2 separate regions of the Mus musculus genome follow, and region 2 is linked to region 1. Evidence: chromatin loops called from intact Hi-C (ENCODE). Cell type or tissue: left cerebral cortex. All regions are shown on one strand. Links, peaks and the distances in the headings refer to the core of each region. The heading gives the core; the rest is flanking DNA.

Region 1 (8,349 bases), core at 163-8,162:
TCAACAAAAGCTGGTTTCAATGGATTCATCCTTAACCTACTAAGAGTATGTTTTCTTGGAACATGAAACAGGCTATGAACTTTTAACATTTTTAGTTATGCTTTTAAAAGTGGGTGATGTATCACCATTAGCATGCTTGATGATGTATCTTCAATGACACAGGATCAGAGGGAGTGGGTGTCTGAGGAATGGAGAGATCCCAGGAGTAATAGTAGGTGGCATGACTATGCTTTTATGTCTACACATGTATGTTCTAAGACAAGGTACCCATTTTTGTTGTTAATATTTTATTTGGTGGCTTTAATATATCATTTCACAGATTAGTCTATTGAACATAATGCTACAAAATTCTAATGCCTGTGAAATGTGGGGAAGCATTCTGATTTTTCACTCTTTTCTAAAATGATGGCGTTCATCTCTGAGAATTCACAGGCTCCATTTCTGTGTGCTGGTGTATTATAGCGTGTGTACTAGCCATTGAACAGAAATGACACAGAAAGTAGGAAACTTTTCATTCTCTTAGAAACCAAGGTCACATCCTTTCCAGCTGCCATCCACATTTCCAAGCAAGGAACTTGGAAGAATCATTTTCCTATGAAGGAGATAATTCTGGGTTTGATATTTATGTGAATGTGAGGGGATAATGTGTGTATTTACTATGCTGATTTCAAAAACATATTTTACATAATTTGGGTCACAGCTTGTGTTTGACAATACTTTGTGTGTATGTGTGTGTGTGTGTGTGTGTGTGTGTGCATGAGTGAGTGTGCGTGTGTGTTTTCTTTGAAGCTATTCTAGTTACTTGTTGGTGTCATTTTGCTTAATTGATGTTAGCCAGAGAAAATAGGTGGCAAATAGGACAATGTAAAGAATTTGTTTCATTTGTTTCTTTCAAAATACTTTTCAAACAAATGTGTGATTTTATTCAAAAACCATGGGGAAAAAAAGAAGTACATAAGATCTTAACTGAGAACTATGCTTTAGAAGTGGAGGATTTGTCAATGAGCAATCCGAGCAATCCTTCCGTAATGGAAAAAGAGAGCCAGGCATCTTAAAACATTTGATATCAACCAGTACATGCATGAACTTAACATACTGAACGCAAGTAAACAAAATGAACTATAGACATCTAGTAAGATTAACCTTGACCATAGCAACTGAGGAATGAATGACACGTGGGTGCTAAGTCTACCACTGACCTGCTTCACTTTGAAATGGGCCCTATCAATGCCAATCCTGCTCAAGTTGATTCTTGACAGGTAAAAATTCTCAAATATAATGGTTTCTTGTTTTGGATAAATAATCATATAATATATTCATATATAAGTACATCATTATGTAATATATATTGTTATATAAATGTATAATATATAATATAATATTAGTGTTAAAATTTCATGGGGAGAAAAGTAATGAGAAAAAAAGGCTTAAAATATTCTTTGTCAGAAGACTAAATTCAGTTGAAAACAGATAGGCTGGAATTTTGGCTAATTGTTGAAGTTATTGAATTTATTTTTATTCAACATTTATCAATTTTACTCTAATCTTTATGCTGTCCAGGAAGATTCTTTTGTCTATGTGTTTTCTCTTCCTTGAATAGAAAATGCTACATTTCTTAAGACTGTACATTTTCATTATGCATTAATTAGATATGTTGGTAGAAGGATATATGTTTTAGATATATAATATATATATGTTATGTTACATATATGCAATGCAAAATAGTATTTTACATATTTAATAACATGTCATATATATGTAAAATATATATGTGTTATATTACATATATATGCAATCTAAAATAATATATTCTCATCATTCATTTAAATGGGTTTGATTTAGCCTTTGTAGTGGCCTATTCAATCTTCAATGCCCAAATCAGGCATCATTTAAAAATAAAAACTAGAAACCCAAAATATTACTCCAAAATAAAGAATAATGATTCCTTTGGAAACAGCACTATCGAGTGTGAATGCTTACTTTCATATTGATCACACTACATTATAATTGTTCTGTATCCATCTTACCTTCTACACTGAGAATTCCAAGTGGGGAGCAATTTCTTCCCCAGTTATATTTCTAGAAAGCAAAGACTTATTAAAAGATGTATCTGTTGCTAATGCTCAGTAATTCTTGCACACAATGTACAAAGACAATTGTACAGTTCAAGGAAAGTAGCAGGAAGTCCACCTTCTATGAAGGCCTCAAAACAATTAGAAAGCAATTGGTTATCCCCATAACACACCCTCCTACTGTACTGCATTGTAGGGCACTTCCTCCCTGACAGGTCATTACTGTAGTTTGCAGGAATCATAACTGAGTAAGACTAAATGACTTTTCCATTCAAGTAGTTTGCCTATGGCACTATGAAGGCTAGGAAATAGGGAGGATGTCTCTGTGTTAGTTTCAGTTTGAGTTCTCAGTGGCTAATGACAAAAAAAAAGTTTAATGTCTTTAGCAGTAACGTTTTATTATCAAGGCTGATCAACAACTGAGACCAGTGGGAATGGCTTTTCATGTTTAGGGGTATCTCACAATCCATGTCTTTTCAAAACTCACTACTCATGCATTGAGGGTACATCTATTCAAACTGTTTTTTTTTTTTAGTTATAACTTATAAAGTTTATGCAGTGTAGGCTTTCCTGAGGCTTTTCCACATATCTTCAGTTAGGTGCCGCTTCCCTCTCCCTGTTTCTCTTCTCTATCATCCTAACATTGTGCTCGATTAGATGTTTCCATTATCAGCATGCTAACCTTTTATATTTGATATATTTTACTAATTCTTCCATATTAAAGTGCCCCCTCCCAAATGGAACCTTTCTACATTTCTGGCTTTTATTGTTATTCGGAATTAAATGCACTACTCTAAAAATTGTTGTTAGGGTCAAAATATAAAGGAGAATTTGAGGCAACTATACTTCTGAACCTATGTTACCTAATTCAATTTAATATTTTTCAGAACTAACCGTTTTTTTTCTGCTGAAAATGTCATAATCTCATTCCTTTTACCAGTGACTAAAATTCTATTATATAAATGTACAAAAATTCATCAGTTAATGAACATATGCACTGATCTCATTTCCTTACATTTATGAAAAGTGCTACAATGAACACAGAAGTGCAAGTTTGCATATATAATATATATACATATAGAGAGATATATAAAATATATACATACATGAATATGTATGCACATAAATATGCATATGCACATGAGCATGCCCACACACATACATATACATTATATACATATGTATTTATATATGTATACACACACACACACACACACACACTAGGGTATAGTTTTTTGGAGTACAGCTGAAGGCTGGTACCGCTGCTTCATGTGCCATGTCTATTTTAGTTCTGAAAATTCCTCCACACTGATTTCCATAATAGCTGCACCAGTTTATACTCCCACAAGTAGTATACTCCCATTTCTCCACATCTTGCTTAGCAGTACTTGTAACTTCTTTTTATATAATAGCCACTCTGACTTCAGTTAGATGAAATCTCCAAATAATTTCAACTTGCATTTCGCTATTGGCTAAGGATTTTCAATCACTTCAAAAAATATTTATTACACATATGTGTTCCTTCTTTAGATAAGTCTGTTCTCTTCCATTGAACCTTTTAATTGTTTTTGTTTGTTTGCTTTTTTCTTGTTTGATTGTGGTTTTTAAAGCTCTTTGTATAGTCTAAACACTAATTTTCTGTCACACACACACATATACATACATGCATATAAACATATATGTATATATACATATAATTAAATATAAAATCTTCACTGGACATGTTATCTCTTTACTCAGTAGTTTTATTTGCACAACAGGTACTTTTTAATTTCACCAAGTTCCACTTGATGAATGCTGGTCCCATTTCATGGTGATCAGTGTCCTTTTCTGAAAATCCTCACTTTTGCCCACAACTTTAAGTGTACTACTTGCTAGTAAATTCAAATTTTAAGTCTAACATTAAGCTCTTTGATGCATTTGTTACTGATTTTTGTACAGAGAGAGAGATAATAATGAAATTTCATTCTTCTGCATATTCATAGTCAGGTGTTGCCCGGCTTTTGGTGAGGAGGTTGACTTTACTCCAGTGTGTGGTTTTGACTTTGTATTGAAAAACTCAGGTGGATGAAGTTGAATTCACATGTATATTTTGGTTCTCTATTCTATCTCACTGATTTGGTGGGAATTTTTGTGCCAGTATTATGCTAATTTTACTGCTACTGTTCTATGTTATAAAATTCAAGTATGGTGATGACTCCAACATTTTATTATTTTTGTTATTATTATTTGCTCAATAGCCTTTTGTGATTCTTTATGAATTTTTAAGAATATTTTTCCTATTTCTTTGAGAATTGAAGTAGAATGTCAATTGTATTGGTCTATATTTATAGACTGCTTGTGATACTACGGAAAGTTTCACAATATTTATTCTACAAATCTATGGGAATAGGAGGTCTTTCCATCTTGTAATGTCTTCTTCCATTTCTTTCTTCAGTGTTTGAAAGCTTAAAAGATTTTTCTTACTTTTTAAAAAAAAATTTTATTGGATATTTTCTTTATTTACATTTTAAATGTAATCCTCTTTCCCAGTTTTCCCTGCTCCTGGAAACCCCCTATTCCATTCTCCCTCCAGCTGTTTCTATGAGGGTGTTCCCCACCCACCCACTCACTCCCACCTCCCTGGCCTCAATTTCCCTACACTGGGGCATCTATTGAGCCTTCATAGGATCAAGGACCTCTCCTGCCATTGATGCCTGACAAGGACATCCTCTGATACATATTCAGCTAGAGCAGTGAGTACTCCTTAGTTGATGGCTTATTCCCTGGGAGCTCTGGGGGCTCTGATTGGTTGATATTGTTGTTCTTCCTATGGGGTTGCAAACCCCTTCAACTCCTTCAGTCCATTTTCTAACCCCTCTATTGGGGACCCCATTCTCAGTGAAGTGGTTGGCTGTGAGCAGCCACCTCTGTATTTGAAAATCTCTGGCAAGGCCTTTCAGGAGACAGCCATATCAGGCTCCTTTCAGCATTCACTTCTTAGCATCCACAATAGTAGTTGGGTCTGGTAACTGTGTATGGGATGAATCCCCAGGTGGGACAGTCTCTGGATGGCCTTTCCTTCAGTCTTTGCTCTATACCTTATCTGCATATTTTCTCACATGAGTATTTTTTTCCCCTTCTAAGAAGGACCGAAGCACTCATACTTTGGTCTTACTTCTTCTTGAGCTTCATGTGGTCTGTGAGTTATATCTTGGGTATTTTGAGCTTTGGGACTAATGTCCTCTTATCAGTGAGTGCATACTATGTGTGTTCTTTTCTGATTGGGTTACCTCACTCAGGATGATATTTTCTAATTCCATCCATTTCTCTAAGAATTTCATGAATTCATCATTTTTAATAGCTGAGTAGTACTCCATTGTGTAAATGTACCATATTCTCTGTATCCGTTCCTCTGTTGAAGGACATCTGGTTTCTTTCCAGCTTCTAGCGATTATAAATAAGGCTGCTATGAATATAATGGCACATGAGTCCTTATTAAATGTTGGAGCATCTTCTGAGTATATGAACAGAAGTGGTATAGCTGGGCCCTTAAGTAGTACTATGACCAATTTTCAGAGGACCAACCAAATTGATTTCCAGGTTTACCAGCTTGCAATCCCACCAGAAATTGAGGAGTGTTCCTCTTTCTCCATGTTCTCCCCAGCATCTGCTGTAATACCAATACTCCTCAAACTATTCCACAAAATGGAAACAAAAGGAAAACTAACCAATTTGTCCTATGAAGCCACAATTATGCTTATATCTAAACTACACAAAGACCAAACAAAGAAAGAGAACTTTAGACTAATACCCCTAATGAACATTGATGCAAAAATACTTAATAAAATTCTTACCAACTGAATCCAAAAACACATCAAAATGATCATTCACCACAATCAAGTAGGCTTCATCACAGGGATACAGGGATGGTCCAATATTCAGAAATCAATTAATGTAATCCACTATGTAAACATAAAGAAAAAAACCACGTGGTCATTGCATTTGATACTGAAAAAGCATTTGACAAAATTCAACATCACTTCATGTTAAAAGTCTTGGAAAGATCAGGAATTCAAGGCCCATACCTAAACCTAGTAAAAGCAATATACAGCAAACCAGTAGCCAACATCAAACTAAATGGAAAGAAACTTGAAACAATCCCACTAAAATCAGGTCTAGACAAGGCTGCCCACTCTCTGCCTATCTATTCGATATAGTATTTGAAGTTCTAGCCAGAGCAATTAGACAACAAAAGGAGATCAAAGTAATACAAATTGGAAAGGAAGAAGTCAAAATATCACTATTTGCAGATGGTATGATCGTATACTTAAGTGACCCCAAAAATTCCACCTGAGAACTCCTAAAGCTGATAAACAACTTCAGCAAAGTGGCTGGATATAAAATTAACAAATCAATAGCCTTCCGCTACTCAAAGGATAAACAGACTAAGAAGGAAACTAGGTAAATGACACCTTTCACAACAGTCATAAATAATATTACATACCTTGGTGTGACTCTAAGCAAGTAAGTGAAGATCTGTTTGACAAGAACTTCAAGTCTCTGAAGAAATCAAAGAACATCTCAGAAGATGGAACTATCGCCCATGCTCATGGATTGGCAGGATTAATATAGTAAAAATGGCCATATTGCTGAAAGCAATCTACAGATTCAATGAAATCCCCATCAAAATTCCAAATCAACTCTTCATCGAGTTAGAAAGAACAATTTGCAAATTAATTTGGAATAACAAAAAACACAGGATAGTGAAAACTATTCTCAACAATAAAAGAACTTGTGGGGGAATCACCATCTCTGACCTCAAGCTCTATTACAGAACAATAGTGATTAAAAACAAAAACAAAAATAAAAGCAAACAAACAAAAAACCTGAATGGTATTGGTACAGAGACAAGCAGAAAGATCAATGAAATAGAATTAAAGACCCAGAAATGTACACACACATATGGTCACTTAATCTTTGACAAAGGAGCTAAAATCATCCAGTGGGGTGGGAGGGTGGACAGTCTTTTTAACAAATGGTGCTGGTTCAATGGGCAGTCAGCATGTAGAAGAGTGAAAATTCATCCATTCTTATCTCCTTGTACAAAGCTGAAGGCCAAGTGGATCTAGGACCTCCCCATAAATCCAGATACGCTGAAATTTATAGAGGCGAAAGTGGGAAGGAGTCTCAAACACACGGGCGTGGGGGAAATTTTCCTCACATCAATGGCTTATGCTCTAAGATCGGGATCTCATAAAATTGCAAAGCTCCTTTAAATCAAAGGACACTGTCAATAGGACAAAATGGCAACCAACAGATTGGGAAATCACCTTTATCATTCCTACATCTGATAGAGGGCTATATATATCCAATATATAAAAAGAGCTCAAGAAGTTAAACTCCCAAGAATCAAATAACCCTATTAAAAATGGGGTACAGAGCTAAACAAAGGATTTTCAACTGAAGAATATAAAATGACCAAGAAGCACCTAAAGAAATATTCAGCATCCTTAGTCATCAAGGAAAGGCAAATCAAAACAACCCTGAGATTCCACCTCACACCAGTCAGAATGGCTAAAGTTAAATCTTTTCTGATGAAGCAGGACCTTACTCCAAAGTCAAAGCCAGCTTCTCACTCCCAATTCTTCTGCTTGAGCCTCCCAGGGATTAAAGGTGTTTATCAACATTCTTTTAAGACTGTAGGGTAACACTACAAAGACAACCTTGCAAATTATGCCTGTAACAGTTCTCTGTATCTACATACTTTAATATTTATTTTACAGTGTAGAAATATTTGAGAAAGTAACAGTAATCTCGTCAGCCACTTTGCCTCTCAGAAATAACCCCTTGAAAAACATACTTGAAACCCATCCTATGACAAACAGACTCTGTTATGCTATGCTTGCAGACAAAGACCTAGCATAATTCTCCTGAGAAACTTCATCCAGCAGTGGATAGAAAAAGAGGTAGATAGCTACAGCAGAGCTCCAGGAGTCTTCTGGAATCATGGGAGATAGAGGTAAGAAAGGAGGGAGGATCAAAGACAGCCTAAGATCTGCAAAGTGAACTATCCTGGGCCCATGATGGTTCACAGAGACTGAACAACCAACCCAAGAGCATGTAGGAGTTTGCCCTTAGCTTCCTAGACATTTGTAGCAGATGTGCAGCCTGATTTTCATTTGGGTAACCTAACAATTGGAATGGGAGTTGTCTCTGCCATTGGAACTCTTTTTCCTACCTGGACTTCCTGGTTCAGCCTCAGTGGAAGAGGATGTACTTAGTCCTACTGGGACTA
Region 2 (8,349 bases), core at 92-8,091, 130 kb before region 1:
TAGCATAAATGCTTCATACGCTTGCTATTATGTCTAAATTTACTTAATAAAATAAGGAAGGCATTTTTTGCCTTTGGATTTGTCTTTAAATAAATGTAAGCTGTTTGAATAATTACGTTTTTTCTTGGTTATATAACCCCATGTCAAAAATAATTAAATTATCTCTTGTCACATCATCATAACCAGTGTGGTTGAGTATCTTGGTTTTTCTATCGTATGGAAAAAATGAAAACTCAAGCTTTTTGCCAATGTATTTCTTTCCCCAGTGCTCTGAAACCAGTTGACAAAGCCATCAGTTGCCATAGAAGCAAAAGCATAGAAGTTGTAATACACAAAATATGTCAAAACATGGTATGGATTATCACATCAATCTAGCATGTAAGAAAGAACCTCACAACCCTGCCAGTTGATTATGGGATTGTCTCCCACAAGGGGCAAGCCTGGTATTCCATCAGGAAATATCACATTACTGTGTTGATTCCATTATGTTTATCTTCGGCAAGTGTTCTGGGCGATGTTGTCAGAGGCAACAATCTAAAGGACAGGGCTTTCAATCTTTTAGAAACAAATCAGACTAAAAAATCAGGATTTAAATTCTGTGAACAAAAATACAATCTAATCTTTATCTCTAAGGAGAAATACTCAATAATCATATCAAACTTTTCTCTGTATCTAGCTATATGTTCTACATTTATGTTTTTATTTTTAATTCTCTTCAAATAACTCAGTAGTATAGAAGACAATACATTGTAACTATTCACCATATTTAATTTCCAAATTCAAGTTTGCCTAAGTTTCAAATTTGGAATGCTTGAACTTACACCTCTTGATCTTTTAGTATTTTCTTACATTGCTCTCTTTCTGTGAAAGTGGTAACTAAGAACAAACATTTATTATTATATTCCTCTATTTTCATTGGAAATATGCCACTGTCCTGACCAAAGAACAAATAGAGAAAATAATAAAGACTGTTTTAAGTTAGATTTAAAAATAACTGGCGATTACCCAGTGTGGTGGTGAGTGACTATAATCCCATCCCTTGAGAGGTAGAGGGAGGAGGATCATCAGTTCAAAGCTACCCTCAACATCTTAGAGATTTGAGGTACATTTAAGCTACATGAGACCCAGGATTAAAGCAAACAAATAAAACAAACATCAGTAAGACAGAACAGTGATGTGAATGTAAATGATAGACCATAACTATAAATTGACAAAATGTAGCTATTTCAACTCATTCCCCAGTCTTTTTGACCTGTTCATTAAAAATTAACTAAAAGTAGAAAAAAAAGTTGTAGATAAAATGTAGGGTTTTAAAAATCCCTTATTTTATATTTCGTGTAAGAGAATCTATACTAATAAATATAGTTCACTAAAAATGTTTTATGCAATCATCAAAAATACAAAATAACAAAAACAAAGAAAAAAATATAACAAAACCTAAAGGAAGGCAGAAACTATTTTGAAACTCATACAGGTATATATCACACACATAGAGATACAATCAGAAAATAGGTTCTGCTCTTGATCCACAAAAATAAATGTGCCTGTGATACCTCATCCCAGATGTACAGTCATTATTATAAAATATCCTTCTTCTAAGTATTATATAATTACCAAGTGTTTTCCCTAAATAGGAAACCTGGCTGTCTACGTGAGTGCTTTCATCCTAAAGTTTCAGTGTTAAACTAACACATTCTCTCTGTCAGTGTCTTCATTTGCAAAATGAAAATTAAAAACATTTACTTCCTGAGGACTTTTGAAAAATCAAAGTGAAATGATGTAGGTAGAAATCTGCAAGATGAAAGCACATCACATTGGATAAATCCCCTATAATTCCATGACTTCTCTCATAAATGCACGATTTTCGCCGTATCTGTCATCACCCAAGAGCTCCCCATCATCGCAAAATGGTCAGACGAAAGTGAATAATGGGAAATCCTACCCTCTTGATGTATTTCATCATATCAAACTCTCAACACTCTTTTGCAGGAGGTTGTATATAATTTAATGAAAACTACCAAGGGGACTGTATACCACATGTAGTTCAGGGAAAGAGGTATGAAAATAGAACATACAGAATGTTAATCATTTTGTTAGAAATTTTCAGTTTTTAAAGTATTCAGTATAATACGTACTTTGTTTCATAATTGGCAAAATAAGGTCCAAGATTTCACTATAAAATATTTTATGCACACATTGTGTATAGAGTCCAACACAGTATAATTTGTTTTGTTCTCTCTATACCCTTGATAGGAGTTTTTTTAAATCTCCATCTTAACCAGCACCCACAAGTTACCTTTTGTTAACTCTAACAATATGGAGAACTCAGGTACAAGATAAAGAAGACTGTGAAACAAATCTACTGAGAATCAAATAGGACTGGGGTTGGGGTGGGGTGGTAAAGGAGGACTTGGTGAATGACTAACATAGGTGACTAATGACCAAAAGAAACGAACTCAATAGCACTCCTAAAATTACACCCACAGGTTAATTCCTTTCTAAATCTTTTTTTTTTTCTTTTTACTAACCACTCAACCAAATTTAGGCTTGCTTCCACATACAACAAAAGCTTCCCTCTTTGCTCCACACGCAGTCAGTTGGTTATCTTTCATCTTCAGCAGAATGAGTTATTTGTCAAAACAACATAGTTACTGTAGTGAGATGGCCATAGGGTTAGGCTAGCACAGAGAGCGTTTGTGACGAATAGACTTACTTTGTTCCTATCTATTGTATAACCAAAATTCATGACCAAGGCCTCAAGTTTAAATTTCGACATCTAAGCAAAAATTTCAGAGAGGGTTTTCTTTATCTATTTTATTCTGATTTTAATTGCTCTTGCTACATTTTAAGGGAAAGTATGCAGACCTTTAAGTAGTCAAAGGCTCCAGATTTTCAGTGCTCCTTTCAGTATAGGAAGCTTAGTTCTGAACTGAAAGTAGACCTTGAACTCACAAGATCTGAAACAGCAATTTCATATCTATATGATGGGGGGTTGGAATCTTAAAGCTAAAAGCCCCAACTTACCAATAGGAAAACAGTGACAATCTCGACTAACATTTTTACTAGGAAAAACATATGCCACACATATGTGATAAAGTTTCAACCAAATGACAAAGTTGTTACTTTTGGCACTCTCTCCCACAATGACTTATTCTCAGCCAGTTGTCATGGAAAAAGAAATATTTCTGGACTGCCTATTCTGCAGAGAAATTTTCTAACTATACAGAAGAGTTGAATCTATTAAATTTGCTTACACTTAAAATAAGAGAAAGTCATTGGCAGAGTTAAATCTTAGCACACATTGTAAGATGAAGACACTGGTGAACAGAGAATGAACACAGTGTCCAACAGAAGTCTTTGAAAGAAGCAGGTATGAGCTGCGAGGTTCCAGGTGATGAGCAGAAGTTTGAGAGAAGCAGCATGAAAATAGTGATGCTCTAGAAAGCCAATTGCACTAGGATCTGGAAATCATGCTGAGAGTAGCTTGTTTTAGACTATTAGAAAATAAAGTTGTCAAATAATTTGGGGTATACTAATGGCACAACACCAGAGAGGAAGACTGAGCTCAGAGGAGTCACTCACTAGCCAGATGGTGGAAATGACAATTGCATATAGCCGAAAGCTCTTAAAGTCTCTAAAAGTGTGGAAAAGTATTATACTTGTTGAAGACAATGAGTATGAAATCTCAACATGAAAAGAGAAAGCCTATGATATCTCTCTTACAGTCTTCTCTCTACTCTTCTTTCTCAGCATAAGAGACTCTACTTCAGGAGGCAGGGGCATTGTTGAACTTTTAGGCCCATAGATGGAAGCTGATTGGTGAATTCCAGAGTACCAGGAGCTCTGGAGATACCATTCCACAATTCTCTAAGATGACTCAAAAGACACAATGTAGACTCTGACTTAGACTTTGTTATGGAAAAGGGATATAAAACAAACCCACAAAAAGCAAAAGCAAAGGATGAGGTCCAGAGAAAGCTGTGGGTAAGCGTCTGAGCTTTCTTCTCCAGCAGAGTCATTGGGAAGCACTAAAGGGCTGTGCCTCCTCTCTGGAAAAGTCCACCTGGAACTTTCAGGAGAGGCTGCATTCGATAACCACAGAGTAATTGCTTCCTCTAAGATTGGGAATTAAAATAAGTATTCCATTGTTGTCATTTTATTAAAAATTCTACTCAGGTTTCTAGATCAGGCAACTGGATAAGAACAGCAAATAAAAATGCCCAAATCAAAAGGGAAAAATGTATCCTTATCTTCACAAAGAACATGATAAAGTTAGAAAGATCCACTGTAACTATTTTATATTAACAGTTTTCTGCTACTGTAACAAAATACCCAAGCCTGAGAAATCACCAGGCAAAGAAGTTCATTTTGCTAGTAGTTTTAGAGGCTGAAATTCTATTGATTTGTTCACTTGGAGAAGATCCACAGTGGATGGCCTCAAAATGGTGAGAGAATGTGAGGGAGGAAGAGACATGGTTTCTTGTCACATGACACAACATGAAGTATGTGTGTGTGTCTGTGTGTTTGTGAGGGAAGGAGACAGGTGTAACAGCGTGCTACAGGTTACTCTCATGATGCTAATGATAACTAATGAAGGATCCCAGAACAACCGTCTTAATCTTTCTTTCTAAGAGTAAACTTCCCATCATCTGACAATATCCCATGGGGCAGAAAAGGCCAAATCTCTGTCTCCTTTCTTGAACTGAGGCATTTATCATTTTCTACTTGTGGACAGTTAAGTCTTTTGTTCTCCACACAGGGAGCTCTAATACTTTGAACAGTGGGGTTAACTACCTGGACTTTAGAGTCTCAAGTCTTAAGGTCCTTAAACCTTGACATTTTTGAGACAATTCTCCACTCAGACCTCATTGGGAGTCTGCATGAAATGGTGACAGGCATCAGATTGTAGTTGCAGTACCTAGATTTGAATTTCAACTCTATTATCTATTCTCTGTGAGATTATAGGCAATTCACAAAACCATCTCTAAAATCTTTCTTTTATTAATTATTTTATATCCTAAATGTTGCCCCTTCACAGAGTTCCAACCTACTCCTTCCCCTTCGTATCTCCCCTAGGGATATGCCCCCACCTCGTGGCATCAAATCTCTACAGGATTAAGCTCATCTTCTTCCACTGAGGCCAGACAAGGCAGCCCTTTGCTACTACATATGTGTGTGTACCTCTAAAATCTTTTAAAACAGGACCAGACTTCTACTCTTTTCTTTTCCAAACTAAATTACTACATATAAATTAACACATAAAGCATCATCTTTTTTTCAATATAATTATTAAATAAAGCAAAACTTTCCAGTGATGTGGTCAATTGCTATAATGCCGACTTAATTCTGACCTAGCTTCCAGATTGACAAAGTAATGCTATTGTATTTATTAAGGTAGTGATGTCAGTGTCACTGTTTTGAAACAAAAGTTTCAGGATTAATGAAGTTTTAGAAGTCTTTCTATGGTACTGGTATGATGAACTCACATTTACTGAAAAGAACAAATATTACTATGTTAAACCATCCCTGTCTTAGAGACCAGCCCACAGAACATGCAGAACATGGAGAGCATTCCATCTCTTCTCAAATTAATTGATGGGAAATGATGCTCAGTGCTCAAAAGAGAGGGAGAGAGATAGATGATAGATAGATAGATAGATGATAGATAGATAGATAGATAGATAGATAGATAGATAGATAGATAGATAGATAGATAGAAAGATAGATAGATAGATAGATAGATAGATAGATAGATAGATAGATAGATAGATGATAGATAGAGAGAAAGGGAGAGAGAGAGAGAGAGAGAGAGAGAGAGAGAGAGAGAGAGAGAGAGAGAGAGATCCATTCTATTAGTTCTGCTACTCTAGAAAACCCCAGCAAATACACCCGTAACTCGAAATATGCTTCCAAAGTTAACAAGGTGAACAGGAAGAGTCTGGCTCAATTACTTATAATTTAACTGATGTCCAATGTGTACTTTTATATGTAAAGCACAGCTCAAGAAGCAGGAGGCAATTCCATTATTTATCAAGCATTCACACCTATTTGTACCCTGTGAGGAACACAGGACTTTATATAAAATGAGAGCTTTCTAACACATCATGACTAACTAGGAAAGAAACCATGAGGCTTGGGAGGGATATAGAGAATTTAACATTACTACCATTGTTTTCAAAAGGAAGTGAAAAGGGATACCAAAGATTTCTTGCATGATGTCCCAGTGAGGAAATTCTTATTGCTAGCTGGAGAAGGGCAGATGAAATCAACGGGGTGGGAATAAAGCTCTTCTGACCTGGTGACTTATCTAAGCAGAAAGTCTCTTCCCTTGGTGGTACTTGAGAGGCCTTGTTTGTACTCACTTGATCCCTGCAGCTCTCCACCCTACTCCCAACCCCCATCTGCCTGAAAACAGTTAAAAGGCAAAGCAGTAAATCAGGAAGTCTCCAAACACAGCAGGGTTCAGTTTACAGTACAGCAGGGTTAGGGTTGAAAACTGAAGTCTAATTCCATTTTCAAAGCTGAACATCTAATGGGGATTATCATTAATGACAGACAGCATGGTGTCAAAGGGTTGTGTCAAGTTCCAGACCTTTTCATGCTTTAAATTCCTATGTTTAACCAAAGGTTAACCAAATCATTGCTGGTTGCAAACTGCTGCTTCAACATACTGTGGGTGGCCTATCATTGCCACAGAGTCAGCCATTGCTGATAAAGAGACAAATATGCTCCATTTATACACATGGCTTGTAATGCTGAGCGCTTTCGAAAAGAAATAATCTCATGAGAAGTTTAGAATGAAGATGTTATGAATTTTTACCTTTATAAAATACTTATATGTAATTTAATACATGTACCATAATATGCAATTATTAAATATCATTTCATTTTGCTTGCTTAAACAACACTGTTTCTCTTCTTAGCTCCTAGGTGCTCAGAGATGGATGTGAGAAGCCTGCTATGAAGATTACTCAGAATCAGAACAGAACATCAGATTCACTGTGAGGATTATTGTATTGACAGGGCAGACAAAGGTCCACAGGACTCAAGGTGAGCTTGAGGAATTGGACAGAGCCAGGAAAGACCAGAAGAGCTTGCTCAAGTCATTAACAACCAAGCTTTAGAAAATGAAAGAGACAGCATGAAGACAAAGATGCCTTGATGAGCTTGGTGTGGTCATGTGTCTGTAACAAGTATATACAATCAGTGCTGTGAGTGCAGGCCCAGTGAAGACTGAATAAATCTGGAGAAGTTTGAAAAAGCTTAAGAGCCTTTTGTGATACTCCAAGGAGACAAAACTCCAGGAAGTCATCACCACTTCTTTTAACTTTTTATGTGTCTCTTTAAGGTACCTTTTGGGAGGTACCTGTTTGGGTCTCTAAAAATAATAATAAAATAAATGAAATTCTGAGAGCCACATGCCGAGTTTTTGATTAAGCAAGCCTAGAATCATACAGCCTATGATCCATGAATACATAACTCATACTTCTGGGGAGAAGATGATGCTTTATATACCAGTAATCTGGAGACAGAAGGTTAAATTTTGTTATTAACCATTAAGAACGGAAAAATGTGAGACCCATCCCCTGGGTAAGCACCAGTCCCTTACACTATTAATGATACTCTATTATGCTTGCAGACAGGAGCCTAGCATGGCTGTCCTCTGAGAGGCTATACCCAGCATCTGACTGAGACAGACGCAGATACCCACAGCCAAACACTGGACAGAGGTCAGGAACCTTATGGAAGAGTTGGGGAAAAGATTAAAGGCCTTCAAGGAGATGGCACCCACACAGGAAGACTAGCAGTCTCAACTTACCTGGACCCTTGGGAGCTCCCAGAGACTGGGCCACCAACTAAAGGGTACACATGGGCTAGTTTGAGAGCCCCTGCACATGTGTAGCAGAGGGCAGATTTGTCTGGCCTCAGTAGGAAAGGATATCCCTAATCCTGTAAAGACTTGATGCACCATCATGGAGGGATATCCAGGTGGGAAGGGGGCTGCCCTCTCAGAAGCAAAGGGAGTGGGCAGAGGGGAGGAACTCTGTGAGGGGGGGACAAGAAGAAGGCAGCATTTGGGATGTAGATAGATAGATAGATAGATAGATAGATAGATAGATAGATAGATAGATAGATAAATGGATAATTTTAAATAGAAGGTGAAATGGAGAGAAAGGTTGCTCAATGGTGTTATTCCTGACATCAAAGAGGCACAGTTTCAGGGGCCAGTTGTGGTTGGCTAGTGTGTAATGGCACATTCCTATTGGTTCAATTAGGCTTTCAGCACAGCCAGCAGCCAGAATTTTACTAGCTGCTCTGTAGGAAAAGAGACTCAGCCATCATTACCTC

Evidence for each region. Hi-C counts contacts between places; a loop is a spot of excess contacts. Peaks named below come from ENCODE experiments on the same cell type or tissue, not always from the same donor. Only the 100,000 strongest peaks of a DNase experiment are listed, where the experiment ranks them.
Region 2: it touches region 1 in a loop (13-fold over the local background); 2 of 42 quality-filtered maps call a loop at or near these places.

The regions. Positions count from the first base shown.
Region 1 is chr15:42,241,993-42,250,341 of GRCm38, reverse strand. No RefSeq gene overlaps it. Among named protein-coding and RNA genes, the nearest start is that of Abra, 380 kb to the right of the region's middle. In left cerebral cortex, for the core only: no CTCF peak of the experiment used is centred there; a DNase peak (open chromatin) is centred at 3,348.
Region 2 is chr15:42,371,214-42,379,562 of GRCm38, reverse strand. No RefSeq gene overlaps it. Among named protein-coding and RNA genes, the nearest start is that of Gm41313, 290 kb to the left of the region's middle. In left cerebral cortex, for the core only: no CTCF peak of the experiment used is centred there; DNase peaks (open chromatin) are centred at 2,673 and 3,116; H3K27ac peaks cover 322 bases.